Linked DNA regions of Mus musculus: regions 1, 2, 3, 4 and 5 are each linked to region 6. Evidence: chromatin loops called from intact Hi-C (ENCODE). Cell type or tissue: heart. All regions are shown on one strand. Region 1 holds the start of Tfpt (TCF3 (E2A) fusion partner). Region 2 holds the start of Cnot3 (CCR4-NOT transcription complex, subunit 3). Region 3 holds the start of Nat14 (N-acetyltransferase 14). Region 4 holds the start of Epn1 (epsin 1). Region 5 holds the start of Ppp6r1 (protein phosphatase 6, regulatory subunit 1). Region 6 overlaps Leng8 (leukocyte receptor cluster (LRC) member 8).

Region 1 (5,000 bases), 520 kb after region 6:
CCACAGTCAGGTTGTTGGCATCCACAATGACTCGGTACTCAGGAGCTGCCTCCACTGGTCCCATCACTACAAAGAAGAAGGGATATGGATGGGGGAGGAACGAAGCTGGGGACTGAGGTGGAGGCTGGATGGAATCAGAAAGGAGGGGCTGAGGGGGCTACATAAGGGCTGAAGAATTCACTGAGGCTTATATTCCTCTCCAGGAGCCTTACTCCTGCTTCTCATCTTTCTCCTGCAGTCTATCCTCTGGGTCAATCTGGTCTTGACCTCATCTTGCTCCAAAATTAAACCTTCCTATAGCTTCCCAAAGCCTTGAGGCTAGCGAGCAAGATCCTCAGACTGGCACTCAAGGTCTCCCATACAGATGGAGGTCCACGTTCCCCACACCTGCAACCTTGGTGCACACAGCACAGGAGTCCCTTCAGTGAGATCCGGTGACTCGTTGGCTCTACAGCATTATCCTTTCTGCTTTTCTGCTCCATCCTCCCAGCCGCCACCGGGCACTCAAGGCTATTTCACTCCTCCTGCCTTCACAGGTACTGCTCCATCTCCCTGGGACATTCCTTAAGTCTGTTTCTAGAAACCACACTTTATGCATAGACAATTAAATTGGTATTGAGTAATGTGGCCTCACATGTCCCTTTAGGTCATTAAAACTCTGAGGGCATTAAACAACCCCCCACCTCCACCCCAGAAGGGTGACAGTCTGCATGAATTGGGCCACCTCTGCTAGACAGGCTTTGTGTCCACTTCCCCCACTAGTTAAGACACCTGACATGAGCAGACCTGATTCATCAAACTTGACATCAGGCAGTCACGTTCTGTGACTTTCTTTGGCTTTACGGAACAAGAAGTTTCTCTGCCTGCCACTTGGAATCCCTGTAGAAGCTGGCTGGGAGACTCCCATCACTCAGTGAATTAACAGCCCTTGTTCCTTCCCCAGGGTTAGCACAAGTACTCAAATTCCAACAGGGGGCACTTCTTCCCTGACCCAATGCAGGGTTAGTCAGTCCCTTCTGTAGGGACTACAGAGTGGGCATGGTTGCTTCTGCCTCACACTCAGGAGGCTGAAAAAGGATGGTTGCTGAGAGTTCAAGGCCACTATAGGCTACCTAGTAACTTCTAGGCCAGTCTGAACTTCAGAGTGAAACCTTGTCTCCATATTTAAAAATATACGTACATACATGTGTACACACCCTGTCTGTGGATGTGGAAAAGGTCCTATAGTTCAGAGAACCCAGAGACAAGTCTTCTCACAATTAGAAAACACATCAGTTTTATAGTACAATATGCATGTTTATTTTTCTTTCTTCCTTTTTTTTAAACATAGGTGTTGTCTCACTTTCTTCTAAAAAAAATGTATGTATGCGTTTTGCCTGATGTGCATAATATATATATAATGCCCATGGAGAGCAGAAGATGTCAGATCACCAAGAACTGGAGTTACAGATAGTTATGACCCATGTGGATGCTAAGAACTAAACCCAAGACCTCTGGAAGAGCAGCAGATACTCTTAACTATCTCTCCAACTCCATGAATGTACCTATTTCTGAGACAGGGTTTTACCCAGGCTGACTCTGACCAGACTGGACTTGAACTCATTCATGTACCTGCTGCCTCAGTCTCCTAAGTGGTGAGATATAAACACATATCATGTCTGGGTACAATGCAGTATGTTTTCAGAGGGTCAGTAACTGGATTTAAAAAAAAAAAGAAGAATGAATGCTCTGAGGAAAGCTGAGGAGGGAGACACTTGGTGATAAAACCATAAGGAGCAAGAGAGTCGGGGAGTCAGAATGGGCAGAGGAAAGTGAGGGTGGGAGGCACCTTCCGACACGTTGGCTTGCTTGCTGATATACTCCTCAATCTTCATCATGATCTCAGCAAACTGATGAGGAAGGAGAGCACAGTCAGAAACTAGGCCTCTCAGAAAGAACTGCTCTCCGGCCACTCCTCCCTAGGAACGCTGACTTAAAGGGTGCCACCTCACCATCTTGCTGTCCCATAGCTTGGCAATGCTCTTGACTGAATCTCCAGAAAGATCCAGCTGGGTCTCCTCCTGTACATCCTCAATTGCTGGCTCCTCCTCCTCTTCTCCATAGCTTCCTCCTTCCTCTTCTTCTGCTGCCTCCTCGAGGTCAGCCAAGAGCTCATCAGCCAGAGACATCCCAAGGCCTATGGGAAAGGGAGAATGGGGTTCCCTAATACTGCATCTTGACCCTGTCCACTCATATCACCAGAAGGAGCACCTTCTCCCGGATCCCCTTAAGTTTCTTCTTCATCAGCTCCTGTAGCCGCACGCAGGCTCCACAGCTTGCTTAGTTCACGGAGGTTGTCTCCTGTTCCTACCCACACAGAACACAGCACATCCCTCCAGGTACCACCTGACCTGGCAACTTTTCCCCACACCTCTGGGTCTTTGAGCAACTATTCATCTTTGCCTAACCCGGCTCTTTGCTCCCTCACCCTGCCTTCAGTTCTTTCATTCCACCCGTCTGGCCCACGTGCCATATTTCAGCCTAAAGTTATGCTGTGATCCACTCACGTCTTGAATATTAGTTCTAAGGCGCTCCATACGTTTAATATTATTATTTATACTATGATTTAAGTCGCCCGCTACACTTTCTCCTCCAGTAGCTTGGCTTCCGGCCATCCCTTCTTCTCCATCACACTCACCGCTTCGATCCTCTCACAATCGTTTCCAAGAAATCTGCTTCCCCAGAGCTTCGGCTCTCTTTGATGACGTTTACTTGCCGCCGATAAATCTGTGTTTTGATTGGCCGTTTACGACATTTCCGGCAGCGTTTGGACAACAACTTTATTAGCAGCCGCCTCGCGGGACGGCGACCGGGAGTGCTGGGTTCTAGGGCTAGGGGAAGTCGTACGTCGCCGTGGATTGAGCCTGCTAAACAGAGATTCGCTTTGGCTAGTCGACACTGCGACAAGACAGGAGTAAAGAAGGTGACAACGTGGACGATCGGTGCAGGCGCTAGAGGATAAACCGAAGGCTTCAAGCCGCAATTTGGAGTCGGGTGCAAACGAAGGCAGAGTAGGAAACTTTAATTCCCAGTTTTCCTGTGTCGCAAGGCCTGATGGGAGAGGTAGTTTTGCGCAAGACTCCACCTCTCTGAGGCTTGAGGTGTCTCTTGACCAGAGAAATGGAGTTGGAACAGAGAGAGGGGTGAGTAGCTGAGCTTTGTGTAAACGGGGACTCCAAAAACAGCAACGATCGGCTGTAGTGCTCTCAGGGACGATGGGGAAGTTCGTGCAGTTGCTTTCTTTTCGAATCTCTGTGGGAGAACCGGAGGCAGTACTGGAGCATCGTAGGGGAGATTTGGAATTTGCTGTTCTTATGGATCTGAGAGCAAGGAGATTGGAGTGTGGGCTCCAAAGTCTGAGGGAGGAGGCTAGGGTCTGATTCCTCATTGTTAGGGACGAGGACTGGGGCCTGGATCCCTGGCAGTGACCAAGAAGGGCTAGGGTCTGGGCTTCTTGGTAGGAGGGAGGAGGGCTAGAGTCTGGGCTGCTGGGTGTGATGGAGGAGAGGGCTAGGATCTGGGCTCCAGGCTGGGGCCTGGACCTAAGTCCCCCTGGGAGGGACTTGGAGAGCCAGAATATAGGCTCCTAAAACTTCTTGGCCCTACAGGACCATGGCAGCCGTGGGCTTTGAAGAGTTCTCAGCGCCACCAGGCTCAGAGCTGGCTCTGCCTCCCCTGTTTGGTGGCCACATCCTAGAAAGTGAGCTAGAGACAGAAGTGGAATTTGTGTCCGGTGGTCTGGGTGATTCAGGACTCCGGGAGCGAGATGAAGAGGAAGAGGCAGCCCGGGGTCGAAGGCGTCGCCAGCGGGAACTAAATCGTAGAAAGTACCAGGCACTAGGTCGGCGCTGCCGGGAGATCGAGCAGGTAGGTAAGTGTGGATTCCCATTTGGGGGTCCTCTCGCCAGAACTGCCGCCTCGCTGCCGATGCCAACACCACCCCCTCCTCATACCGCCTCCTCCTCCTCCTCATGTCCTTCTTTTTCCCTTTCCTTTTGTACTTGAACAAGTGAACAGATCCATGTGGGTCTAAGTCTGTGCCAGGCACCCTAAGTAGTCTCTTCCAGAATATTTATATTCATTACTTTTCTTGTTGTGACCTGGGAAAAGCAACTTGGGGAAAGGCTTACATTGACTTGGAGTTTAAGGATCTGTGGCGGCAGAGAAGACACAGTGTCAGGGGCATGAGACAGTTGGTGATGTTGCATCCATAGGCAGGAAGCAGAGAGATGGAGAGATGACTACTGGCACTCAGCTTGACTTTCCCTTTTTATTCAGTTTATTCCAGCCCATGATATGGTGCTGCCCACATTTAGAGTAGATCTTCCTACCTCAATTAACCCACATGCCAAAGACATGCATAGGGTCTTGTCTCTTAGGTGATTTTTAGATCTTGTCAAGTTGAAAAATCAGTAATAACCATCACAGCATCAGATACTCTGCCTCTGGTATGTCACAGGTGACTCTCAGATTTCATTCACAGCCTCTCACCTAAGGCACCTCCAGGCTTGCCTACTCTGCCTCTTGAACCTCACTTGGGTCCTTCTTTTCTCAGATTAACTCATCGCGTGAGTCTTTAGTTCACCTCCTTAGTAAGAAGGAGGAAGGAGCTATGGGCAGAATGTAAGTAGGTCTTAGTAAGTCAGGAACACCAGAGAAGAAGTTTGGAATTTGCGCTTTGGATGAATGGGAGCTGGCAAGGGGTTTGAAACTAGTGCACAGACAGGAGGTGGAGGGGGGTGATAGGAGGGCTGGGGTGGAGGGCAGTGTCTCAGTTTCTCCTTTTCATGAGGACAAAGTTCAGGTTGGGCTCTGCACCAGTGACTTCTGTTGAGCCATGGCTGCTTCTGGCATTACTGTGTTTGCATGATGCTCACTTTTTGAAGTATTGGGTTAGGATTCCAACAAATCTTTGTTGGGTGTGGGTGACATCCTGAAACACGGTGTGTGCAAGTCCTGGA
Region 2 (5,000 bases), 500 kb after region 6:
ATTTAGCAACTCACAACTGTCTGTCTATAACTCCAGCCCCAGGGGACAAAATAGCCTTCTCGGGTACAGCACATATACAGTGTACTTACATGTGTGCAGGCAAAGTGCATGTAGACTAAAAATAAATTTAAAAATTAAAAAAACCAAGCAGATGTAATACTTCAGCCATCAATACGGGCACAGCTGTGATTAAAGAAGACAATGTGTGACTGGCAAAAGGCTCCTGAGTAGAACAAGGCCCACAGAGCCAGGACTTTGTGTTTTAGAGGCTGGAGCCACAGCCAGAGTGGAGGCAATACCTTCTCTCCACATACAACAAAACAAAACCAAGCCCCACTTCACAAGGAGAAGGTGCATAGACTGCACAAGTTCTGCAAACAGAGGCAAGTGCTAGAGCCTCAAAGTAGAGGTGCCACCACAGAAGACTGCCCATCCCACTTCCCAGGTCCTGCTCGAGGAGGCCATCACTACAGGGCCCTTGTGAGGTAAGCAAACACCTTCACACAGAATACATGTATAGATGGTGAAGGGTCTCAAACAGCATGGAGGAAGCTGGGCGTCTGTGGAAGCAAAATCATTAGGATCATCTGTCCACAGCTGTAGCAAATCCTCAAATCAAGTACTCAAAATAGGAGCCAACAACAGAACAATCTATAGAACTTCTCACCACAGGTGCCAAGCCATCATTCAGAGACCTGATGAAGGGGTACAACCTTAATTTTGAAGCCTGGTACTGCTAAGTGACCACAGAAGCATCTTGGAGCATAGCACAGGGCTAAGAGGGCTCACACTGAAGCCAGGGATGGTGGCAAGCAGCACTCAAAGTGGAACTTGAACCTAGTGGAGAGGATGCTGGCACTGCCACAGGAAGATTCTCTGAGGTAAATAAAGTAGACCCTGCTTAGAAGTAACTGTTTCCCCTAGAGAGGCCCAAAAACCAAGGTAAGGAGAAACTGACACCTTGAAAAGTCACCCCTTATGCTCTTTAGTCCCAAGCAAAGTGACCACAGTGGTCTCTCACCCAGGTCTCAGACACAGAACAAGAAACCATAACTTCACAGAAAAACCACAAAGGAGGAGTCACACTAGCCAGGGGCACCCACACCCAAGAGTATCCTAGCCTCACACTGGGTACATAGGTGGTGTGGCCATCTCAAACGCAAGAAAGGGGATGATGCCAATAGCAAAGAAGGCAGGGACTTTACCTGGCAGGTGACAACACCTACCCGACAAAGACAACACAACTGCAGGGAGAAAGGCTACCCCTTACACAGCAGAAGACTCCGGTGAGGAGAGCTAGCAGTCCTACAGGGTGCCAGTTGGGTGAGATGGACCATTCTACCTCTGAAACGCTTTCACCCAGTGGATTTCAATTATAAAAGATCACATATCCACATAGGCTGGGCAGATGAGAATGGAAATACAGAGAGATGGCAGTCCAGGTGATGACCGGGGAAGGGAGACGGTGAGGAAGCCCCTAGCCAAAAGAACAGAAAGCTAATCCTAAGAGGGATGACAGTCCCGGAACCGAGATACAGCTGTTTAGAAGTGCTTCAACTGTCCCAACAGAAGAGCACCAACAACTGAAAGCATGGGAGCTCGCATTCCACCGACCCAGATCTAGAAAGAAAAGCTAAGCGGTCCTCACCACACACAGCAATACCTAACCACTTAGGAAGCTTCACCCACCGAGGCAGACCGTGCATCGTAGTGGAGCCTGCATCCCCAAAGCTAGAGTCCACTGATACCCCACCTCAAAGATGCAAAAGATGTGAAGCCAGGAAGTGAGCAATACGGTACAGTCCTGAATCCAAGGTTTGGGGAGGGAGTGTTAAAACAAAACACACACACACACACACACACACACACACACACACTCACAAACCCCATGCTTCCTTAAAAAGAAGATTGGTGGAAAGGGACCTCTAGGAGACTTCACTGCTAGAGCTGTAAGGACTAGGTGGAAACTTTGGCTTAGGCTCCAACTCACAACGTTAACTGCACCCTCGGGTCTTGGGGACTTTTTCCTCCACAAGATCCATCTCTTCCAAAGAGGCTTCCCCCTATCAAGACACCAACAAGCTGGAGCTTTCGGGTGCACTGAGGCAACGCTCCCGAATGGAGCTCCCGGGGAAGGCATGACTGCAGGAGTGGGCCCCGCGCCCAGAGCAGAAAGACCCCTCCGCGGCCCGCAGCGCGCCCACCGCTCCAAGCCCAGCCAGACGCGGAGGAGGACGGGCACCTCGCACCCGGGGCCGGCGCTCTGCCACGCGGGAGTCCGGACGCGGGAGGACAGAGAGAGGAGAGGGTCCCCGCCCGCCCGAGCCGAAGCTGGGCCCGAGCGCGCGGCTTGGGCCCGGCGGGAGCTGAGGCCGTGTCGCGACAGGCAGCAGGGTCGCGGAGCAAGAAGTCGGCCGATGGAGCTGAGGGAAGAGGGAAAGGGGTCCGGCCCAGTCGAACCTGACGCTCACCGCAGGAGCTGGCGCCGCCGCTGCGGAGCGTATCGCGACAGGCGAGGAGGGGGGAGAGAGAGGCGAGCGCCCGCCCGCCGCCTTTTTTTTTTTTTTTTTTCCTCTTTCCTCGCGCCCCGAGCCCGGGCGCTATCGCGATAAGAGGGCGCGAAAGCCGGAAGTAGGGTTGGGTTGTTGATAGAGGAAGTGGGCCCGGGATTGTTCTAGACGACCGAGTAGGGGATTCAGGGATCAAGGAAAGGCCCGGCAGCGGCTGCCGACGGCTCCACGGAAGCTGAACGGGCCCGGTCCAAGATGGCGGCGGCGGAGGCCTCCCCTCCTCTCTTCTCCTCTCTGGCGCCGGCCCGCCCCCGAGCCCCGAATATAGGTCCGTCATTGCTCCCGCAGTACGTCGCTCTGCGCCGTTAGGCGCGCCCCATTGGTTCCTAGCGAGAATGAGGCCAACCTCTTCATTATGATTGGCTGATCTCGGCAAGGCGCGGCGTTCGATTGGCCTCCCGCTCAGCTTGCTTGGATTGGCTCGGGTATTTCTTCCCAGCTCCTCCTCCTCCTCCCCTCCTCGGAGCACAACACGCCAGCGCGAGGACCTGGGTGTCAATCAGGAAGCCTGTGTCGTGCTGATTGGATGTGTCCGCCCCCTTACCCTAAATCAATTGGCAGCGGGGAGGAGTCAGGGTGAGGGGCGGGAAGTTACTCGTCAAGTTTAAAGGCAGCTGTAATTGGTTGCGAGGTGTATTCTACCCTGAACTCATTGGTTAGCTATGAATGTGGGTAGAGGAAAACGACAAAAAGCATAGCGTGTGAGTGTTAAAGGAAGCTTATCTAGTGGGAGACGGAGAGGTGCCAGAGGGTTGGGGATAGTAAACCCAAGTCATCTACCAATCAAAAGAGCCGCCAGCCCTAAGGGGAGGAGCTAGACAAACACCCCGCCCCTTCCCTCGGTTAGCCAATAGGGTAGCTATTAACCTGCCGACAGGTGTGGTTGTCGGAGCATCCTTCCTTTGCCTGTCTAGGCTGTTATCTGATCCTCGTAGTTATTCCCCAAGCGCGTTTGCTTGGTATATCTCTAAAACTCAGTGCTTTCTAAAGGATGAAAGAAAGAAAGAAGGAATCAGGAACATTGCAGAAGCGACTGAGAAACACAAGGCGTGGGACTGACGTTTCTCTGGTTAAGTTAGCAGACTGGGACCTTCCCTGGAGTTGCAAGGACTCCAGCTGTAGAGGAAACTGCGCTTTGCCCTACCTCGGTTACATCTGTAATGACTACTCACTAGAGTTCTGCTATGCTTCTTAAGGAGTAAACTTCTCCGACCACCCTTGCCGAGTGCTTAGGTGAGCCTCTGGTTTAATTTTGTTTGATTCCTGCCGTTTTTACACATACTTGAGTCTCACTCTCTGGATTTCTCGTTGTTTAGTACCCATGAAGCACTCCATAGCCCTTTGCTGACTAGGTTGCAAACGTGAGCACCACGTTTTCATGAATTGGGGAAACTCGATCTATCTCTGCCTACTATGTGGAGGAAAAGAAGATAAATCCACACTTGAAGAGAACGTGCACGTGCATTTCACCGCATCAGAATGGCATGAAGCAAGAGAGAAAAAATGGCTTATAAAAAGGCATATTCTTCGGCTGGAAAGATGGCTCAGCAGTTAAGAACATTTTCCTGCAGAGGACCAGTTCCCACAGGGTGGCTTGCATGCTTGTAACTTCAGTTCCAGATCTGACTCTTTCAGCTGGCATCTGCTGGTGCACTTAAGCTCACACATTTATGTAATTTTTAGATGCATATTCTTAGGGTCACATAGACTTAAGAAGGTGAAACCTAGGGACCAGTGTTTGTCCAGATTTTTTAAACAGCTTCTACACTCTCTCGAGTTTGTTATTCATTCAGTTTTGCTATTTCATGCGGGCCCAAGAATGGGGAACTGCTTCTAGCTCTATCAGGAATCCCTGCCAAATTATTAAGATGCAGCTTCCTTCTTATCTAGGCGGTCCCCAATTCTGCTTTTTCTAACAAGCTCCCAGGATATACTAATGGCCTTAAAAACAGTTATGATTCTCGGGCTGAGCTGCACTTTAGAATCACCGGGGGAGTTGGTGGAGGTAGAATCCAGATACTTAAGACTTATGCTAGAACAATTACATCAACAGCTAGAGTTGGAAACTAGTTATTCTTTCCCTGAAATGATCCATGGAAATTCCTGTTTTTCTTTCCAGTAGAGAGATTTGAAACCAAGGCTTAACATGCTAGGGAGGAAGACTACTATTGAGCTATTTCCAGTCGATTCTTGCCTCTCCTTTTTGACAGATTTCACATAGGACAGGCTGGATTGGACCTAGAGCTTTGCAGCAGAGAATGACCTTGAACTTCAAGTCTTCCTGCTTCCATTTCTCAAGTACTGGATTTCAGGTATGTGCTTACCACCATGTGGCTGCTTCTTCGACCTTTTAAGGAACTGGAAGTCACTGTGTAGACTAGGTTCGCCAGAGAACTCACAGAAATCTGGTCTCTGCCTGGTAACGCTGGG
Region 3 (5,000 bases), 780 kb before region 6:
AGCGCCCCTCCGCAGCCTAACACACGGCAGGCCACTTCAGCATCCCGAAGGTCCCATCCGTCATCACACACGGTGCCCCAGCGCCCGCTGTGCCAGACCTCCAGGCGTCCTGCGCAGCCATGAGGACCATCAGCCAGGCGGAGTCGCTCTGAGGGATGAAGGAAAAGCTGTGACCCCACACAGGAGTACTGTTGGCTGGGGGTCTACGGTAACACCAAGGCAGGGGGACTACCTTACAAGCTACCACCAGGAAGCCAGCTACCCTGGAGGCTGGACCCTGGTCCCAGACTCCCAGGTGCAATGAGAGGAATGTCTCAGAGATGCTGGGGGCTGTGTGGAAGGACACTGTGAACCAGGGAATTCAGGCATCCCCGGTCCTTCTGCCCCACAAGGGGGTCAAATAACCTTTCCACTCCTCTCCCCATCACTGGCCTCATAACTTTGGTCCTCTCCCATAGGTCAGCGTGCAGCTAACTCTAGAGAAGACTCATTGTCCCTGTTGGATGGCAGCAATGTCTGGGGAGTGGAATTGGGGTAGCAGAGACCAGAAGGAGAGGGGGGGAGTTGGAGCGGGGTGAGGCCAAGTGTAGAATCAGGACACTTACCTATAGCCTGGATCCCCACCAGCATTGCTGCAAAGGAGGTTGGAGGGGACAGAGTGAAGGATAAATCAGAGGGGAGGGGTCCTTTCCCCAGTGCAGGCTCCCAGCCTCAGTACAGTGGGAAGCACCCATTCACAGTCAGATTCCTCACACCTCTGAGTCAGAAACCCCACTGCTGGAATGGACTTTGGGAGGAGGCTGGGATAAGTTACAGGTCCCTGGGGTGGGTGGGGCCCCAGATGCCTGACCCTTGAAAACAGGACTGGGGACCAGATTGAATGGTGGGAGTGATAGCGCTACAGAGTACATGACAGGGCAACAAAGGGCAGGTCACTTGAGCTGCTAGGCAGGACGTGCAGAAGGCTGGGTCCCTCAGGGATTAGAGGGGCCAGCCAGATGTCAGGATATCACACTGCACCAGGGACCAGAACAGGCTCCCTCAAGTATGAGCCCCTAAACTGGAGAAGCTAACTGGGTCAGAGGTAAGGGTCCAGGCCCCTAAGGTGCTTACCCCCCCCCCCAAGGAAATGGATCACTCACCAAGGAGGCAGGCCAAGCCCCTCATGTTCGCAGAGTCCAGGGGCAGGGGATGGGGTGAAAGGGGAAGGAGGGCAGGAGAGGGGAGGAGGAGGCAGCCAGGGAGGGAAGCAGCTGCTGAGGAGCCCTGGACAGCTAGGAGCAGGCTGGGCTGAAGGCTCTGCCAGGAGGGAGAGAGGCTGCAGGGATGCAGCAGGGGACAGGAGGGGGAGGGGGCTGGCCACAGCTGAGGCTGGAGGGGGGGGTGCGGGGGGCAGGCAGAAGGGAGGTGTTCAAGTGCAAACACCCACACTGGAGGGAGGCGGCCAGCCAGGCTCCAGAGGGCCACGTGCTCAGAGATGCTTATGGGGATGGCAGCTCTGGGAAGGGGCAGGCCTGGGTGTCTGGGGGACAGGGCTGAGGGCACACCCTTCTGCCTCCTCTTATTGTCCAGCCAGGCAAGTAAGTGCAGCTGGGAGTGGACAGATTTTGGGGAATCCTGCAGTAGCATGAGGGCCTGAAGCCAGATACTAGGAGGGACTTCCTAGATCAGGAAAAGAAACTGAAAAACTCCTGTCCATTTGTCACCCACTGTGGTAAATCTGGATGGGAAGCTCCCAGTGCCGATTCGAGAAAAGAGTGTCTGAACTTATTACCAGTTCCCAGAACAAAGGTATGGAGGGTAGAGAGACTGAGGGGTCAAGGCTTCGGTCTGGAGGGGGTACACACACACACACACACACACACACACACACACACACACCAGGCAGCTGTGAGGGGGAAAACTTTGGTAATGGGGAGCATGACTCAGAAGGCCTGGCAAAGACTGGCTGCCGCTGTGAGCTCACTGCTTCTCCTCTTCCCAGCGCCCCCCCCCCCCCCCCAACACACACACTTCCCTAGCAATTAATGTCAACTTCTTCGGAGAGGAGGAGCCAGACAGAAGGAGGGAGTCTGGAGAGAGCAGCTGGAAAATGCATCAGACAGGAGACAGGCACACAGAAGTTTCAGGGTTTATTAACAAACAGTGTAAAAAACCAGATGGGCTTGGAGACACTGTGCTCCTGGCCCCACCCACTCCCAGAAGATCTGTCCCCTTTGGGAGTTCCCTGTCACAGACTCTAACTTTTAGTCTCTCTCTCTCTCTCTCTCTCTCTCTCTCTCTCTCTCTCTCTCTCTCTCTCTCTCTCTCTCTCTCTTTCCTCAAATCTCCCTTCCAGACCTCAAACACAGGCAGCAGGGGCTTTGTAGACCCAGAACCCGACGTTTTTCAGTGCATACAGACTGGGGCAGTGGGGGTGAGGCAAAGGACTGGACACGGTGACCTCTAGTGGTCCCAGAAGACCAAGAAGGGATTTGTTCTACTTGAGTTTAGAGTCCTCATTGCAGCTGGCAGGCACACTGGGAATGTAAGTCCATCAACCTCGGTGCTTCACTATCAGCCCAGCAGACTAGGTAGACACTGAGGGGGGGATGTAAAGTGCCTGGCACACAGTAGGTGTTCTTTAGGTGCTGGTTCTCTGCCCATCTATCCAGTGGGCATGGTCTCTAATCACAGGTCTTTGCTGAATTCCCTAACCAGCATATAGCCCATGCAGCCCCAGCCTCCCTCTGCCTGGTAGCCACAGGCCTCCAATAACCCTGCCACCCCCCAAGCGGCTACAGCCACTGGGACCACGAGCCGGGCCCGAGGCTCCCCCATACTTCCAGCCCATGCTCGGGCTCGAGCCTCGGCAAAGGCCAGCAGCCTTCTGCCCACGCCCCTGCGACGGTGCCATCGAGAGACAGAGAGGCGGGTGACTCGGGCTCCATCCCCCACGTTGGCACCAGGGGCCAGAGCCAGGACTCCACACACATCGCCGGAGCCACGGACAGCCACCCAGGGCCCTCCCAGGCCGCCTGGTGGAGGCAGAGAGCCCCATCGGGCTCGCAAACCCAGCTTCACAGCGGCTACAGCCAGAAACACGGGCAGCAGGAGGGCCAGGGCGAAGGAGGCCAGGATGAAGCGCAGTCCGCTGCTGGCTGCAGCCAGGAGGAGAAGGGCTGGAGGTCGTGTCAGAGCGTGGAGGGCCACACGGTTTTCCGTGTCTTTTACACCAGCCTGTGGGTGGGAGTAGAGGCTCAGCCATTCATCACATAAGAACTTCCGAGGAAGGATTTCTCTTCTCAAGTGAGAAGAGAAGCCAGCGGATGGGGTGGTCCCAGTCTGGCCCATTGGGTGTTAAGGGCTGAGCGAATGAATGCGGTTTGCCCGAATGAAATGAACTGATTTAGGACCTGAGGCCCATGAGTCCGGATGGCATGCTAAGGTAACGCACCAAAGGAGACTGAACAGGATAGGCAAAGTGAAGACATGGGCTCTTCGCTGGAAGGTCTGGGGTGTGTGTGTGTCTCAGTAGCCCTCATTTTGGGACTGGTAAGTGGGGCTGAATGGAGGTCAAGAGACCTGAACACCCAGCCCCTACACCCTTTCAATTGCTTTTTTAAAAATGGCAGCTGAGGTTTAAGTAGGGAGAAGGCAGTAGAGAAAAGAGACCAATTAAAAACAGCTGAGGCGAAAATCCCCTCCCCCAGGACCCCCGGAGCTCAGGCAGGTGGGCGGGGCTGATGGAACCCACTTTGAATGGCCCTAAGAAGCTGCGCATGCTCACTGGTGCCCCTGCCGGCCTCTCACCTTCAGCATCTCCAGCACCAGGGGCTTCTCATCTTCCCTCATTTCCCGCACTGACAGGTGGTTAGGGGCCATGGTAGCCCCCAGGCAGGCCCCTCCCCAAGGGAGCTGACGTTGTACACCTGCTGAAAACAAGTAGGTTGGTGTTAGGTGGGCACCTGAGTTCTAAGAGCCCTGGGAGGGATGGGCCGCAGTGTTTCCCAGATCGCCAAGGACCCTAGAGCATTGCCAAAGAAGACTGTCACAGTGGCAGGCCAGGTGCCTCCATACCCAGTGGGGCTCTGAAAATCGTCCCGAATCGTCCCCCACTCCGGAGAAGACATTCATTGATCTGCCTGTAAACTCATCCCCTATCCAAACTCCAGCAGCCGGTCTCCTGAAGTGGTCCCACCCCACATAGCAGAAACAGGGCCCTGAAAGGCACCTCCACGGGGTTGCTCGAATCCCTTGACAGTAAGGGAGAAGGGGGGCAGGGGCAGGAGAGGGTCACCACCGGAAGTGACGTCCACGCTCCCGACTGGAGGCAAGACCGGCACCTTAGCAACTGTTGCCAAGCTTCCCCCACTATGGGGCAGGGGTTGGGAGTAATGGAGGAAACTGCGAGGACGAGGGAAGAGCTGTGACCTGCTGGAGGCCAGTGGGAGAACCTTGGAGAAGGGGGGATGGGAGTGGGGGACAGAGAGGGTTTCTTACCCGGCCTGCCTGGGAGGATTAGCACAGCTCCTTTCTTGCTGGTCCTTCGTTGCTAAGCGACCTGAGCATCAGGAAGAGGAGGCGTTGCTTGTGAACCTAATCTCATTGGCGCTTGGGTCTTTGAGGGAAGGGATGAGGGGTAGCATCAAGCATCCCCATCAGCTGAGACCTTATTCTCAACCCGGAGGCACCTGGGGTATCGTTTGAATTAATAATATTCCTCTACCTACCTTTCAGGTGAGGTAAGGGTGGTTTATAGGAAAGAAGTGGAAAATCCAGAAATTGATCCCTAACCCTCCCTGCTATAAGTACAACTACAGACGAATACATACAAAGGTTGGGAAAGGACCAGAGAAATAGCTCAGGGAGTAAGAGAGCTTGCCAAAAGGAAACCCACATGACTGACTCCCACTGTCTCTCTGTCCTCTGCAAGTGTACCCGCCCTCCCACCCCCAGCACAGTAAAAGCCTTAACAGTTTAAAGGATGGGGGAGCTGGACCCCACCCCGGAGAAGCATT
Region 4 (5,000 bases), 930 kb before region 6:
CACTTTACACAGGAGGGAACAAGGGCACATTAGCACCTTGCCCAGGGACACACACCTCACAACTGGAGCAGCCTGGGTCCAGAGTAGACTCCGATCACCAGTCTGTGCCTCTCCAACAAGCCATGGAGGGAGATTTACTGAGCCCTACCATGATCCAACCTGAAGGAAGACATAGGAGAATAGGAAAGGCTGCTCTTTACCTTGAATTCAGGCCAGAAAATGGAGCACCTGCAAACAGGCATAACTAGGCAAAGAAAAAAAAAAAAAAAAAGCAGCTGGGTCCCAAGTCAGGCCTGGACAGACACCAGAAGACAAACATATGACAAACATAAGGAGACTGGGGGAGGGGAGAGAAAGGGAGGGAGAAAGGGAGAGAAAGAGGGAGGGGGGGAGAGAGAGAAGAGAAGAGAAGAGAAGAGAAGAGAAGAGAAGAGAAGAGAAGAGAAGAGACACACCAAAACTCGGGCAAAAAGAAAGCAATACAGCGAGGCAGGAGGACAGGGAGGACAGAAAGACAGGGACCCTGAAACAAAACACACACATGACACCCAGGGCTGGGGGGGGGTGGGAAGAGATATAACTTAAAAGAACACAAAATTTGCACTCAAATCCCGGCCACATAAGCAACCAGCAAAACAACCCTGTGACTCAGTTCACCTAACTGTGTAACAAAGGGAGGGGTGCTGCCCGGCAAGCTTGCTGATTAAATAAGACGGGTACATAAAGAACTTGGTTCTGTGCCCCACAGATAGTAGGCGCTCGGTACTCCTGGCTGCTATTATTATCAGAAAAAACATTTCCAAAAGGGTGGCATCTAAAGACGCACTATCCTAACACCAACTACCTACTTCAAGCATGTTCAAAAAAAACATACTAAATCTCACAAATGCTGCTGAAAATGGGGCCATTTTCCACAGTTAATTTAGAATTTCTTATTAAACAGTACAAACAATATAGTGAGTCCCCAAGGGGGACTCAAAAACCTGGTATCAAATACTAAGCGAGACAAAATCTCTAGTAACTAGAGCTACTAATAATCACATGCTTAACTCCAGGCCAGACACTGTAAGGCACTTTACCAGGACCACTCCAATGCGCAGAGACCCTGTGGTGCAGGAATTATGAATGCTTCCGTTTAGAAGACTAGGAAAACTGAAGACCAAGGCAAGCAGCGGGGGCTTTGGAATCCACAGCCAGAGCTCTTGTCAGAACACCAGAGACTCAGAAACCTGGGAAGCACATCCTAAGCAAAAGCAGTGGGTTCCTAGAAAGGAATTTTGGGCCTGGGGACGACAGCAATGACCCGGAGAGAAATAATGCACCAAGAGGGAGACCAGTCTGGGGAAATGAAGACACAGAAACCCAGAAAATACAAGCATTGCATGCATCCTGACAGGAACACGGAGCAATCCAAGACACAAACAGCACTCGGATCTCCAAGCCCTTTTGTACAAACACAGAAACACAGAAGCAGAGCAACACAGACAGCAGGGCCACGCGAGACGGGGACACTGACAATCCCAAAAAAAGACACACACCGGCAGGCAAACCCGACCCGGGCACAGCGGTACAAAAGCAGCCACAAGCCATCAGCGGCTGGAACACCGGCTCCGAGGCTGGCTGGACCCGCGCGCGCCACGGCCCAGGCCGGAACACCGGACTTGCCGCGACGGAGGCCAGCATTGCGCCCCTCGCTCACCTCGGCCCGCTTATACCGGGCTTCCAGGGGTCATGACGGTCAGCCCCCTGCCCCCGCTCGGCCTCGGTGTCGCGGGGCGCGCGCCGAGCTGCGGGAAGCAGAAGTGCGCACGTGCGCACGCACAGACGCACGGAGGGCCGCACAGCGACGGCCCCGCCGCCCCGGCGCCCGGGAGGGGCGCAGAGAGCCGGGCGGGGGAGGGGAGCCGCCGAGCGGACGGGAAGCAACCGAAGGTGGCAGCGGACCGGAAGCGGAAATGAACTCACGTGCCCCGCCCTCTGCACTTCGCCCGGCAGCCTCCACTTCCGCGACCAAACCCACCCCGGCACCATTTCCGGCGCACGGGACTGCGCGTCCTTATGCCCTTGCGTCACTTCCGCATCTACGCAGCAGTGGAGACGCGTAAAGGTCCAAGCCTTGAAGCCTCCACTGTGGCTACCCTCGCGGGACCCTCAGGCCTGCCTCCTTCCCTGGGTGCCACCCTCCACACCCTCGGCCGAAAGAGACGGGCGGACACACTGGACACAGATGAGGATCCATAAAGTAAAATACAACAAAATGTTTAATGAGCAAATTCGTATTAGCAAATATGAAACTGCCACAGAGAGGGGGAGCGGGACAGAGACCACGGGTTGAGTCAGGAAGACTAAGGAGAAGAACCAACTACTTAAGAAACCAGGGTGGAGAACAGGAAGGACCAGAAGCCAAAGGACGGGAGCTGTGGTCCTGCAAAGGGAGAGGGCAGGGCACTGAGGGCCAGACAACAAAATTCAAAATAGTTTGGCCATAAAATATAAACACGCTATGTTCCTACCATGGGGGAAGAGAGGAGGAAAGGGGTGTAAGGGATAAGAGGCTGTTTGGGAAGGGGCTGTGGAGGTCCTACCCGCCCTGCTGTGCACACAGTCCCCATCCCAGCCCGTTCCCTCTGTGTCTGTGTGGGTGCATGTGTCTGTGTGGGCCTGTGTGCACTTGCCCAGTCCCCTTCCTGCCCTAGCCCCCCACCCCCCACCCCCCTTAATTGCTGCCATTCCAGTTGCTGCCGGCTGTCATTCGGCTGTCACTCCTCTGCCCATCTTCTTCAAGAGGGGGGAAAGGAGGAGGGGACAGGTGGGGGGAAAGTCCCCAGCCAGCCCTGCCCCCACCCTCCCCCAGCCACCTCTACCAGAAGTCCCGACGGTGGTAAGAATCAGGGTCACAGTATTTTGTGACCACCACTCTGTTGGCGAACTTGCGACCGGTTAGACCCTGCATGGCTTTCTGGCAGTCAAACACAGAGGTGAACTCCACGAAGATCTGTAGGAACAAGAGGCATATCTGTGAACAAGGTTGGCTCCTAGCATCTACTCAGCATTCATTTAAAGTACAGAATCAGCACAGGAAATGAGAGAACACCTCACCACACTGCACAGAGGACTTCAGTTCAGTATGAGGGTGTTTACCCAAACGTTCTCCAGTACCCAAGAACAAGGCACAGAAGCGAGACATCACAGAAATGAAGAAAACCAGGCAGGCCTGAGTCACTTAAGTACACGGGGCAGTGGCCAGAGGCAAGACCCCAGAGGAGAGAAGGGGTCACTTCTGCATCATGCACCCTACAGTGTTCCCCAAGCCACAACTGTCATGTTCTCCCCACAGACAAGGTAAGGAAAGCTCAGAAATTAGGACTCAAGCCCAACCTGAATTAAAACAGGTTCATCTATCCATGTTGACAAGCCTGCTTGAACCACTCAATCACCTTAAAGGAAATGATTACAATGAAGGTCCCCTAACATGGGAACTGCATGACTACCGCACTACTTTAACAAACCAGTTGACTTCAGAAGAGAGTGGAGAGAATATGAGATAAAAGTGATAGAAACTTTATGGGGCCAGCAAAATGGCCCTACAATTCCGGCATCCTGCATTCAACCCGACTCCTTCCCAAAACACTGTCCTATGCTTGCACAAAAACAAAAACAAGTGAGTTAAAAGGGGCTGGAGAGAGAGGGCTCAACAGTTAAGAGCACTGACTGCTCTTCCAGCGGTTCTGAGTTCAATTCACAGCAACCACACAGTGGCTCACAACCATCTCTAATGGGATCCGATGACGTTTTCAGGTGGGTCTGGCAGCGACAGTGTACTCACATACATTAAATAAATCTTTTTAAAAAATCTGTTAAAAAGAAACTGCAACCAAAATCAGGATTTGGACCTTACTGAAACAAGACATTTTAGAGATAGTAACATTTAAACAGAACTTAGGTAGACTAGACACCAAGGAATTAAATGAAGACTGTTTTACTATAATAGCATTCTTTAAAAAAACCAAGGTTATGGGTTTAGCCCGCTGGTTCTGGGGACAGAGATAATAAGCACTGTCTGTTAACACAGAAGTGTAGCTAGCACCTACTCTTTAAGCTTTAAGTACTCTTTAAGCTTTAAGTACTCACTGCATAATCCAGGTGTGAGGATACACATCTGCAATCCCAGCAGGGAGGCTGAGGCAAGATCACTAGCCCAAGATCAGTAGGGACTATGCAGTAAAACCCCATCTCAAAGCAGAAACAACCCCCCCCCCCAATATTGATAACTTAAAGCTGGATAATATACACTAAGCATCAGCATCAATCTCATATACTTTTAGAAGTTTAAGAATAGAACAAAGGTTAATATGGTAGCTAAGTGACACTAGTTCAAAGCTAGCCAAGCTGAGGCACCATAGTAAAACCCCATCTCAAATGAAAATCAATACACTCTCTCCCCCCGACAAAGAGTTAGCCGCTCAAGAGGCCAGTCTGTGCATTCAGAGATCCTGTATTTATTTACTCAATCCCCATTTAAGGCAGGCTTCCATTAAGGTGCCAGCCTGAATCAGAAAGAGTGGCATATCAAATACAGGCAAAGAAGCAGTCAAGAGGCTTTTTTAGTCAGATAGTCTTCTTCCTTTTGACTACTGCACCAGACCTCTGCTGCATTCCCAAGATTCATTTGAAACCTGCCCAGCCTCCCCATGTCTGAGTTTCTATCAATCCTCACCCACTTGGGAGTTCCCATCTACCCAGCTAACTGCTTCCTAGCTGACTCTATTAGGATATCTAAGTAACCTCAGAGGCAGTAGGCCTAAAAATGGCTCCACCTCACCTGTCACTCCCATCTCCACAAACTCATCCATTTCTCATTGCCCATTATAGTCACCACATCACTATGGACACAGAGATATTCTGAATGTCACTGGGCAATTTCGCCACTTCAAGTTTTATGGGGCATACAACCTGTATGTTTTCACTAGATAATATCACCTTGACTAAACAGTTTTATC
Region 5 (5,000 bases), 510 kb before region 6:
TGGGGATTGAACTTAGGGGGCTGATGTGAAGACTGACCAGTCTGGGAGGCCGCAAGACTCTATGTGTGGAGTTCAGAAACCCATGAGCAGGGCAAGTGATCATGATTGGCGCAGTGGTCCTTGGGAAAGGCTGGGCGTCCGGAGTGGGAAGGTGGCAGGTAGTTTAGAAATACAGGAGAGTGTTCTGCCTGCTGAATGTATGGCAGGCAGGTCTGCCCGCGCTCAGGACTCCTCTCACCCTGATCCAGGAGGAGCTGGAGTTCTGTGAAAAGCTGTTACAGACCTGTTTCTCTAGCCCTACCGACGACAGCATGGATCGCTGAGACCAGGTGGCTCCTTGCTTTCTCTCCGTGGGAACCCCAGGCCTCCTGCCTCCCTCCTTCCCAGGCACTCTCTCTTAAGGGATTGCCAGGCCTTGTTTGGGCCTGGGCCTGGGCCTGCCAGCCCATCTCTGGGTAGCCCCCTGGAGGGGTTGCTGAGAAAGGTGCTGGCCCCTTGATCCCCTCCCTTGCTTTCTGTCATCCTTTCTTCTCATGTCCACACTGCTCTTCAAATAAAAACATTTCTCCTGCTCCCTTATGCTGTCTTGCATTGTTTTTTGGAAGGTTCTTATGGAAGGAAGGAGGGGCTGAGCTTAGAGGATTTGGGGAGATGGTCACTAAAGGTATAATAAGTGTTGCTCTTACCTCAGAGCTGCTGTCTTTTCTTGCTGTGTTGTGCTGGGACCATCTGTTCTTTAACACACACACACACACACACACACACGTACTTTTAAAAACATATTTGAGTGTATAAAGAGGGGCATGGCCTGTGAATGGAGGTTAGAGGACAGTGTGGGGCATTGATTCTCCCTTTCTCCCATGTGGGTATTGGGATCGAATTTTAAGTTGAGCCAGGTTATGGGCTTGCACAGCAGCCACCTTTGCCCATGAAGCCAGCTCGACATCCTTGAAGTTTTGTGTGAAAGTTAATCTTCATTGCCAAGTTGGCAGGATTTAGAATCACCATGGAAACACATCTCCAGTGTGTGTATGAGTTTCCAGAAAGGTCTAACTGGGGAGAGAAGACCCATCCTGGAATTGGGGGTGGGGTGGGGGGGGGGGGCAGGCTGAACTTAAAGGAGACAGGGAGCAGAGCTAGTGTTCACTTTTAATATGAAGGTGCTCTCTTACACAGAACTCAGTTGATACAAGATCGAACAAAAATTAAAAGCAGCACAGCCCAGGAGAGACAAGACGAAAAAAATTACTGACAGGTGTTAATCTGTGCAAGTCCATTAAAGCCATTTGAGAAGGGGTGGAGAAAAATATCTACATCCCTTGAAAGTCAAAATAATGACTGACGTGAAATGTCCCCGAAATATAAAGTCCTAATCTGCTGTTTTAAAAAAGGAAAACTAATGTTTCTTACATGCATTTATCTAGTCCTTACAGCTGACCTCTAAAACGGGCACGAAGGAGCAGGGGATGAAAGTTGGGGTAAACCGAGGCTCAGCGCTAGAAAAGGCCCTTTAGTGACTGAATCCCGGCGTTAAGGGGTTCCTCCCGGTTGTTACAAGAGGAGGCTTTGTGCAGCAACTGGCAACAGTAGACGCGGCTTGGGCAAATGCCTGAGTAGGAGGTCAGCCAGAAAACCTCGGCAGACGCTTAGGCATCCGGGACGAACCCGACTGAACAAAAGCAACCAGCTTCGCGTGAGGACGAAAAGTTGGAATGGATTTCTTAGGAGTTGACTCGAGTCAAAGAAATATGGTTGAAGGAGTCGGAATAACAATCGGATTTCCGAAGGTAGCTTTCAGGGCGAAAGATCCTAGAACCGAATATTCAGCGGATTTTGGAATGTAGTCACAGAAAACGGGGTTCTGGCTGCAGCAGCGCCTGCGCACTGGGCCCTCTAGGTTTATTCAGGGAGAGAACATTGGCAACCGTGGGCACGGACAGCCGCGGAGTTCCGGAGTGGGCGGGTTCTGGGCGCCAGCGCTCACCGCGCACGCGCCTCGCCAGGCCGACCTAGCGGCCTCTCGCGCACCTGCGCACGGAGAGCGACCACGAGAGGGCGGAGCCTGTCTTCTTGCGTCCTCCCGCGCTCGGGGCATTGTGGGACAGTGGCGGAGGTAGCCCTGCGTCGGAGGCCTTAAGGTGGACGGCTGGGGCCGGGGAGACCCAGCCGCTTCGGGTGACAGTAAAGCCGAGGGGACGGGCGTCGGCTCTCGGTGCAATTCTGCACCCGTCGGGCTGCGGAGGCTTCTTTTTCCTGTCCCGCGGGTGCCGGCGTGTCAGTGTGTAACCCGCGGCGACTTCCCCCGTCGCCCTGCTTCGGAGGCGCCTGCGCGGGCCTCGCGTCGGCCACGGAGCTCTGCGGTGGAACGAGTGCGCCTACTTTTTCGCGACGACCCGAACTCGTCGAAGCTCGGTGGTGAGGCAGGGGATTCCCTGTGACTGGAGGGCGCTTGCGCGGGTTCGCGAGCTCCGGCCCGGGCGCCTGCGCGAGCCCACCGGCGCCGCCCCCGCCCCTCTTAGCCGGCCCCTCGACAGGGCCGGAGCCGCCGGCGGCGGGGCGGCAGGGGCGCCCCGATGAGCCCCGAGTGCGAGGAGCCGCCGCCCCCCCGCGCAGGTGAGCCCCGCAGCTGCCTTCCCGGGCGTGCGCCTTCTAATCCGGAGTCTTTTCCTCAAATCTCCCTGAGCGCCCCTGAGTCTCTTAGTATCCTCCCTTTCACTCCCTAAGTCTTTTAGCCACTTGCCAGTATCATCAAGTCTATTTCCTGTCGCCGGGCCTGTGTCTACTTCGCTGTCATTCCCAGCCCGTCTTCCTCGTCTATTGGGGACCCTCTCTAAGTCTCTTAGACTCTTCTCCCCGCAGCCCCCAGCCCCCATCTCTTCCCACTGGGATCTACATCACCTCCACCTATCATTCTGACTCAGCTCTCTTGGGATTTGGGCCCACTCCCCTGTCCCCCCTGTCGTAGTCTTCCTCCTCTAGGGTGCCTTTCTCTTTCCTTCCTCTTGCCTGCTCTTTTGTGCTCACCTCTGTGTCTACCTACTCTTTTCACTCTCACCAGCCTTCGTGGACTCTTGACCTTTTTGTTTCTCACCCTCTGCTCAGGAAGGCAAGGTTAAACAGGTCTTTTCCTTCGCCTTGGCTGTGGCTGTCCTGTCCCTGTTTGTCCCTAGTTTCCTGTGGTGAGGAGGCACTTTGGAACCACTGTTTGGTGCGCTACTGGGTATTCTGTGAGATGAGGCCCATTGAGGGCAGAACTTGGTTGCTGGGTCCAGGAGGGAGTGGTCAGTGGAAGTCCCTGGTACTTTTATCTACTCAGGGAGCCAAAGGCAGAGCTGGACAGTCACAATTACTGTGTGTTGTGATGGTGGTAACCCAGGGTGCTGTGGCAGCAGGCCGCAGAGTGGGAGAGACTGGTGAGACCGGCCGGATGGGTGACTTTTCTGTCGAGGAAGGCTGAGTGGGAGTTAACAGATGGAGAGTGGGAAGAAGAGCTTTCCAGGTGGAAGAAACACCGCGTGCAAATATGTGAAGGTGGGAACACTGAGGGAGCCAGGATGGAGTGGGTTGAAGTGTTAAGAGGGCAAGGGTGGAATGGCTTGGCTGGAGCTGCTGTCCAGGGCCTTAAGTGACCTGGTTGGTAGTCCTTTTCCCCCCTCCCTTCGGTGGTGGTACTAGGGCTCAACTCCCAGTTTTCCTGCCACGGAGCAAGCATTCTACCACCGACTGAGCTACACATAGCCTGAGCCTCTCCTATTGCTTTTAAACTATGAGGCAGTATCTTGCAAATTTTTTTAGGCTTGCTTTGAACTCTGAAGAGCTGGTGGGCTATTGACGCACAATCGTCTAATCTCAGTTTTCTAAGTACCTGGGATTAATGTTTATGTTGCCAGTCCAAGGGAGTTATGGTCTTGACCACTCCTTATATACTGAGGCAATTGTACTGAGGATGTATTACCTGGAGGCAAGATGTTTCTGGAAAGGAAGCTGCACTGTATGACAAATGTGGTACTGGGTTGAGGGTTGTAAAACTGCCACAGAGTTGCTTCCATCTTAAAGGAGAAGTTCTGTCAGACTCAAGGCCAGTGTTGCAGGGACTGGATTGCTTCAACAACACAGTATGAGTTGTTTCTATGTGCATTCTGCACAGCTAATGTGGACAGTTCACACGAGAGCACTTGCTGTGTTCTGCCACATGCACTTGGAGTTATCTTGTGCTCTTTGAAATGTTTCTCCTGTGGGTTTTTTGTTATTTATTTTCCTGGTAACCTTTGCCTAATGCAAATCATTTTGCCCAAATTCAGTGACTCTACTCTAGTTTTAGGGTTGGTATAATGAGGAATTACCTAGAGCAAGAGTTTTTGTGAGTTAGACTTAGTTTGAGTCCTGGTGCTTGCCTTTCCTAGTGGTGAGTCCTTGGAAAAGTTAGGCAAGTGTTCAGTACCTGTTTCTCCTCTATAAGTGGGCTAATAGGAGGGCTGTCTGTGTAAAGTGGTTCAGGATATTGAGTGCAATGTTTGTAGATGCCTATCAGAATGCAAGGCACACAGCAAGTATATCGAATCAGTATCTCTTAGGATTATCATCTGATTTTTGATAATATATCCCAGTAGTTCTCATTGGGTATGATATGTCCTCTCGGAGACATTTGGCAATGCTTGGAGACCCTATGGTTGTCAAAACTGTAGGAGTAGAGAAAGTAAGCTTCCCACGTTTAGTGTATATATCCCACCCAGGGATGCTATTGATTGTCTTCTAATGCACAGAGCAGCCACTCACCACAAATAGCTATGTAGTCTCAGCTTCTATTGATGCCAGTAGAGAAACACTGCTACTCTGCTATTTTGCTTAAGTATCTTATGTGCTTTGAGCTTCTGTGTGGTGTAGGAGCTGTTGTGTTTTTTCCTTTACATGCATCCTCTTTGGTTGTTTGCTTTTGTTGGGTCATGTGGCATCTTTTTTTTTTTTTTTTTTCCATTGAAGGAAAACAGTCTTGTCTCCCC
Region 6 (5,000 bases):
GGCCTGACGACAGAAGGGCCCCTCGCCAGCCCCGGCCCACACATTTTGTGGCACTGATGGTGACAGAGTCTGGGCTTAGGGCTGAGGTGGTCAAGGCCCAAGAGCATCTGGTCCGGATTGCCCCTTCTTGTGCTGAGTTCCTGGTACCAGCACAGGCCCTGCACTTGACAGTGGTCTTGCTAAGGCTGACAGGCCCTGGGGAGGAGGCTGCAGCAGCTAGAGCTCTTCGGAGAGCCATCTTGAAACCAGGGCTTCAGGCACCCTCCCAGCTACAGTTCAGGGACTTGGTTCTTCTGGGCCATCATGTGCTCTGTGCCACACCCTCCCCCACACTGACAGGTATGGCCCAAACACTGAATCAGAGGCTAGAGGCCGAAGGGCTTAGAGTGGTGCTGCTGCCAGAACTACAACCGCACCTCACCCTGGCTAAGGTACCACATGGAACCCAGGTCTGCCTCCCTAAGCCTGAGTACACCCTGAACCAGGAGCTAGGAAGGCAGCCCCTAAGTAAACTCTGGCTTTGCCGCATGGGTAGAGCAGGGCATAGCTATCTTCCCTTGGTAGAAATTTCCCTGAAATGACCGAGGTTTCATATTTCGGATAAAACAGGCCAAGCAGAAACAGGTTCTCGCTCTCTCTCTTTAATTTTGGTTTCAAGCTTCCAAAATGTACTGTACTCAATGCTCAAGGAGAATGAAGGAAGGGAGGGGAGAGGGAGGGAGGGAGGCAGGGAGGCATCTGGGAAAAAGCAGCCTGACAGTCCAGCTGTTTGCAACCTCATAGCACATCCTCCAGTTACATGGCAGAAGGGGGAGGGGTAAAAAGAAAAGGGGAGAAGGAAGAAAAGTAACTTAAATAAACACACACACAGAGAAAAGAGAAGGAAACATGACGTGAGTTGGTGATCCATGAAGGCAGAGGGGAGGAAAGAAGGGAGGGTAACCATTTTACCTGTGTTGAACCAGGGAGTGGGAAGGGAAGAGGCAGGAGGGAAAGAAAAAAAAAAAATCAGAAGAAACATTGGGGCAGAGGGAGGAAGGGACACGGAGACAACTTAATACAACTTGAGTAAGACGAGGCAGCCCGGCCGGCATGGTCCCGCGAAGGCCTTGGAGTCCTCAGTGCGGTGTGGCGCTGGTCTGGTTGTGTCGGTGGTGCTGGCTGGAGTTTCTGGGGTGAGGAGCTGAAGGTGGGGCATAGTCTTTAAGTGGCTTCCCTCACCCCAAACACTGAGGCCCCAACGGCTGGGCAGCAAGAGTCTATGAAGAGGCAGCCGAGGCAATGGGTGTGGCCGGCTGGTGCCCCACTGCAGCGGGTGCGGCCTGGACAGCCTGTCTTCTTTCTGCTGGCCCCAGCGTGGGATGGGCCGACGCAGAGTCAGGCGCTGGACTACGAGCTCGAGAGAGAGAGAGAAAACACTGAGACAGCGTTAGTGGAGGTGACAGGTGCACACAGAACCTGTAGCCCCGCCCCACCCTGCTCCACTATACACTCCCAATTATCCCCTCTGAGACAAAAAATAAAAATGTAGAAAAAAATCTCTGTACAGGTCCCCGGTGGGAAACGGGGGCAGGGATGCTGGCTCTTCCTGGAGCCTACTCCCCACAAATTTTTACAACCCATGTCCATGGCTCAAAAAATGTGAAAAGGCGGCGCTGGGCCACAGCCCTGCTCCCGCCCGTGCTCGATGGGTGCTTAGAAGGCTGGCAGCTGCGCCAGGCTGAGGCGGCAGTCCACGCTGGAGTTGTCCGGGCCCGTGTAGGACAGGCCCAAGGGCTCTAGGAAGGCCCGGCAGGCGGCCTCGCCCTCGAAGGCCAACTCGGCCTGCAGGTAGGAGACGGGCAGCGCAGGGCGGAAGCTATGGAGACAAGAGGAGAAAATGATGAGGCAAACAGACAAGGGAGGGCCCAAGAACAAGGAGCAATGCTCCCCATCTGGGCTTGTATTTTCCTCAGCAAGGAACCTGCTGGCTTCTGCAGCCCCTCCCGACCTCCCCATTTTCAGGGGCTTGGGGGGGCAAGGGATGGGGTTGGTAGCCCCAGTGCCCAGCTGTGCCCCCCCTCGCCCACACTTACCTGTTCAGGAAGGAGGGGGCAGGAGGGAAAGGGCCCAGCTTGGCTCCTCTGCTGACTGAGGAGCTGGAGCCAGACAGAGTAAGTGGTACATGGGCTCAGAGGGTAGGGACAATGGCGCCCCCCTACCCCCCCTTCCCCCCCGGATGTTTGCACAGAGTGTTACACTCAGCAGTGCCTTCTGGTTGTTACTCAGATGCCCTAATAGTGTACATGTACCGCTAATTTTGAGGACCCTCTCCTGAAGACCACTTTAAGCCTTACCAAGTATCTGGAACCCAGGCACCCTATGGCCCTGGGACAGAACAGCCTGCCTCTGATATCTGAGGGATCTGTCTGCTGTGCTCAGCTCACAGCAAAGGTGCTGTTAGAGTGAGGCCAACACAGGCCAGAGCTTGAAAGCTGCCCACAGAGTGGCTTTCTGGATTACAAAAGGCTGAGTAGCCTCATGTCCATTCATTTTAGCTAGTCAATCTGGAGTCACAGCCCCACCTCCCTTGGGTTGGACTGACTTAGAAAATTCTCAAACAGGTTTCTTGACCCCTAAGTTGCAGATCCCACTATAATGGAACCACTAATGACAAAACACTGCTGCGCAGCCTGACAGTCAAGGCTCCTCAAGACTATCGACAGAGCTCTTGACCAGCATTTTTTAACCTTGGCAAGACTGGCACACACTGCTGTGGGGCCTTTTGCTGCACAGCGTTCCTGGTCTCTACCACTACCACTAGATGGCAGCAGCATCCAGGAGCAAAATCTGAGGACAAGGTTGTGGTGGTGTTGGGAATCCTCCTCATATGGGCAAGCCTCGTGCAGTCTGATGCCCAAGGGCCTTGGTACCACAGGTTCCCAACCCAAAACTTCTGATAGTCAAAAATGGAATGGGCACAAGGTCTCATCTCAAGAGACTGCTAGCAATATGAATCAAGTCACCCTTTCTAGTATGTCAGGAAGAAGAGCAGCACGTAGCTGCAAGCAAAGGCCCTGAGAAGGGGGAAGATAAAGCAGGTTCCAAACTGATGTGAACAGAAAGGAGGCAGGGAGGGAAAGGACATGATGCCAGGAGTGGTGAGGCCAGAACAGTGGGAGGAAACCTGCAACTGCAGGTGGCCGATGAGGAAAGCAATGAGGGCTAGGGCTATGAACAGGGGACTGGGAGGGGACTCCAGCAGAGGAGCTGAAGGCTGACCAGGATGCGGAGGGGACGTGGCAGAGCCACGGCACAGAAGGCAGCAGAGTGCAGTGCCACATACGTTTTGATCATGGCCTTGAGGGCGGCCTTGCGCTCCCGGTCTGCAAACTTGTCCACAAGGTAGCCAGACATGCAAGGTGCATGGCAATAGAGCCTGAAGAAGCGGTGGTAGTTGCCCAGGGCCCAGGCTGCCCTCAGTGCCAACGCGTGGGCCACGCAGGGGTCTGCCTTCATCTCCCTTGTGAGGTATGCCAGTTCCGTAGTGATGTCTGCACAGGAGATAACTGGAGGTCAGGTGGCAGGGTGGCACCTTGGGCATGGCCCCTCCATCTTGGGGATGGGCCTCTCACCTCCAGAGTTCTTGGTGAAGATGTAGTAGAGGATTCGGTATGCAGTAAATTCACCCACATTGCCTGCTAAGTTTTCCGCGTACAGTGACTTAAGCTGTGTTTGGCACTGGTTGAATTCTTCATGGTCACCCTGAGGGTAAGGCATGGAAGGAGGGTGTGAGGCACAGGCAAGTACAAGTGATTTCAAGAAAGGAGTGGGAGGAAACCACCAAGCTTCCTACCTTCTCCAAGGCAATGCGGGCATGGGTCTCATACACCTCCACAGTGAACTCCGTCCGGATGCCTTGCACCTGGGCAGTAGAAAAGAGCAGAGTCAGGGAGAGGAGAGCAGGAAGAGGCCTGACATCAGCACCCTCTCAGCGCTGCCTTACTGTCAGGTCCTGCCGAATGGACTTCATCTGCTCACAGGCAAAGGCATAGTCCTGCTTCTCCTTCCAGTGGGACTTGACCATGCACAGAGACTTCTTCAAAACCTTCAGGGAAGAGAATCAAAGCTGAGTGGCCAGACAGCTGACAGGCCAAAGCCACTGTGCCCCACTCAACCAGAGCAGCACCAAAGCCAGTATCAGTGACTCACCACTATGAACAAACAAAATCAAACCAACACACAGCAGGTGTGAGTGCTCCAAGTCTCCCTGGCTCTAGGGCCCCACACATAAGTCTCCCTTAACTTTGCTGGTCATAAGGGAGATTGTGACCAGGCTATGCCCCAGATGTGAAGGGCCTGCATGCTAGGATTTTTCTCAGCCAGAGCTACCACTTCCTTCACCCAACATGTTCCATGTGCCCGATCTTATGTTATGCCCAACACATTCTGGGGGCAGACACACAATGCCTGGGACTTACAGCCACAGGTCGCACAGTTGACGGGTCTGGGGCGCAGGTGAGCCGCAGATAGTGCTTTGTAATGTCAGGACAGGTGCCCACAATCTGCAGCTCCTGCCAGTCAGGGTCAGCTCCACTGCTCTCCAGGTTACTCATCTGTAGCACCAAAGGTTCAAGGCGCAGGCGACGTGAGTGCCCATGTTGGAAGCGGGCTGCCCTCTTTTGCTTCTTAAGCTCACGCTCTGGGTCCTCGCACTCCAGTGCTGCCATCTTCTTGCGGCTACGTTTGGTGGGAGCTAGGTCATGTCTGGGGAGAAAGGGTAAAAAAGAAAGTCAATGTCTTTAGCCACTCTGAAGGCCATCTCCCCCACCTGTGAGACCCAATACCACCCACCCATGCCTAGGAAGAAATCACACCCTAAGCACCTCACCTCTTTCCACGCTGCGCCCTGCCCCGACCTCGATCCATGTGGGCCCCTCGACCACCCCGACCCTTGGGGGGTGGGTTCCTGCGGCCTACAGGGTGGCACTCATTCCCTGAGTAGGAGCTGTCAGAGTCTG

What was found. Peaks named below come from ENCODE experiments on the same cell type or tissue, not always from the same donor. Only the 100,000 strongest peaks of a DNase experiment are listed, where the experiment ranks them.
Region 1: a loop joins it to region 6, with 2.3 times the contacts of the local background. A loop is called at or near these places in 9 of 42 quality-filtered maps.
Region 2: a loop joins it to region 6, with 2.2 times the contacts of the local background. A loop is called at or near these places in 2 of 42 quality-filtered maps.
Region 3: a loop joins it to region 6, with 2.8 times the contacts of the local background. A loop is called at or near these places in 4 of 42 quality-filtered maps.
Region 4: it touches region 6 in a loop (3-fold over the local background); 5 of 42 quality-filtered maps call a loop at or near these places.
Region 5: a loop joins it to region 6, with 2.4 times the contacts of the local background. A loop is called at or near these places in 3 of 42 quality-filtered maps.

What each region holds. Positions count from the first base shown.
Region 1 is chr7:3,627,734-3,632,733 of GRCm38, reverse strand. It overlaps Tfpt (TCF3 (E2A) fusion partner), which reads left to right and starts at 2,805. Exons shown (of 6, transcript NM_001290381.1): 1 at 2,805-3,182; 2 at 3,648-3,906. The coding sequence starts at 3,160. It overlaps Prpf31 (pre-mRNA processing factor 31), which reads right to left and starts at 2,749. Exons shown (of 14, transcript NM_027328.4): 1 at 2,678-2,749; 2 at 1,992-2,176; 3 at 1,829-1,889; 4 at 1-66. The coding sequence starts at 2,168. It overlaps Gm15927 (a long non-coding RNA gene), which reads left to right. Exons shown (of 6, transcript XR_003946711.1): 5 at 239-536; 6 at 1,331-1,663. In heart, no CTCF peak of the experiment used is centred here; DNase peaks (open chromatin) are centred at 2,813 and 3,503; H3K4me3 peaks cover 2,536 bases; H3K27ac peaks cover 1,850 bases.
Region 2 is chr7:3,643,056-3,648,055 of GRCm38, reverse strand. It overlaps Cnot3 (CCR4-NOT transcription complex, subunit 3), which reads right to left and starts at 2,787. Exons shown (of 18, transcript NM_146176.3): 1 at 2,472-2,787. Gm15927 (a long non-coding RNA gene) reads left to right here and starts at 3,711. Exons shown (of 6, transcript XR_003946711.1): 1 at 3,711-3,803; 2 at 3,887-4,242; 3 at 4,781-4,882. In heart, no CTCF peak of the experiment used is centred here; a DNase peak (open chromatin) is centred at 2,975; H3K4me3 peaks cover 3,694 bases; H3K27ac peaks cover 2,630 bases.
Region 3 is chr7:4,922,122-4,927,121 of GRCm38, reverse strand. Nat14 (N-acetyltransferase 14) reads right to left here and starts at 4,536. Exons shown (of 3, transcript NM_001358881.1): 1 at 4,483-4,536; 2 at 3,793-3,914; 3 at 2,116-3,219. The coding sequence starts at 3,864. The coding sequence ends at 2,671. It overlaps Ssc5d (scavenger receptor cysteine rich family, 5 domains), which reads right to left and starts at 1,301. Exons shown (of 14, transcript NM_173008.3): 1 at 1,143-1,301; 2 at 606-632; 3 at 1-148. The coding sequence starts at 1,167. In heart, CTCF peaks have their summits at 3,026 and 3,779; DNase peaks (open chromatin) are centred at 931, 1,391, 2,041, 4,351 and 3 weaker places; H3K4me3 peaks cover 4,160 bases; H3K27ac peaks cover 4,942 bases; H3K27me3 peaks cover 390 bases.
Region 4 is chr7:5,077,177-5,082,176 of GRCm38, reverse strand. U2af2 (U2 small nuclear ribonucleoprotein auxiliary factor (U2AF) 2) reads right to left here. Exons shown (of 12, transcript NM_133671.3): 12 at 2,232-2,995. The coding sequence ends at 2,861. It overlaps Epn1 (epsin 1), which reads right to left and starts at 1,942. Exons shown (of 12, transcript NM_010147.4): 1 at 1,700-1,942; 2 at 56-159. In heart, no CTCF peak of the experiment used is centred here; a DNase peak (open chromatin) is centred at 2,026; H3K4me3 peaks cover 2,037 bases; H3K27ac peaks cover 1,327 bases.
Region 5 is chr7:4,656,094-4,661,093 of GRCm38, reverse strand. Ppp6r1 (protein phosphatase 6, regulatory subunit 1) reads left to right here and starts at 2,144. Exons shown (of 24, transcript NM_172894.2): 1 at 2,144-2,613. Hspbp1 (HSPA (heat shock 70kDa) binding protein, cytoplasmic cochaperone 1) reads left to right here. Exons shown (of 8, transcript NM_001360629.1): 8 at 249-578. The coding sequence ends at 323. In heart, a CTCF peak has its summit at 2,028 (motif pointing right); DNase peaks (open chromatin) are centred at 2,003, 2,753 and 3,363; H3K4me3 peaks cover 3,352 bases; H3K27ac peaks cover 3,061 bases.
Region 6 is chr7:4,143,799-4,148,798 of GRCm38, reverse strand. Leng8 (leukocyte receptor cluster (LRC) member 8) reads right to left here. Exons shown (of 16, transcript NM_001374609.1): 10 at 4,871-5,000; 11 at 4,461-4,746; 12 at 3,986-4,087; 13 at 3,836-3,904; 14 at 3,615-3,744; 15 at 3,326-3,533; 16 at 626-1,858. The coding sequence ends at 1,696. Leng9 (leukocyte receptor cluster (LRC) member 9) reads left to right here. Exons shown (of 1, transcript NM_175529.3): 1 at 1-616. The coding sequence ends at 581. Among named protein-coding and RNA genes, the nearest start is that of Leng9, 3.6 kb to the left of the region's middle. In heart, a CTCF peak has its summit at 2,790 (motif pointing right); DNase peaks (open chromatin) are centred at 298, 1,248, 1,848, 2,928 and 1 weaker place; H3K4me3 peaks cover 438 bases; H3K27ac peaks cover 340 bases.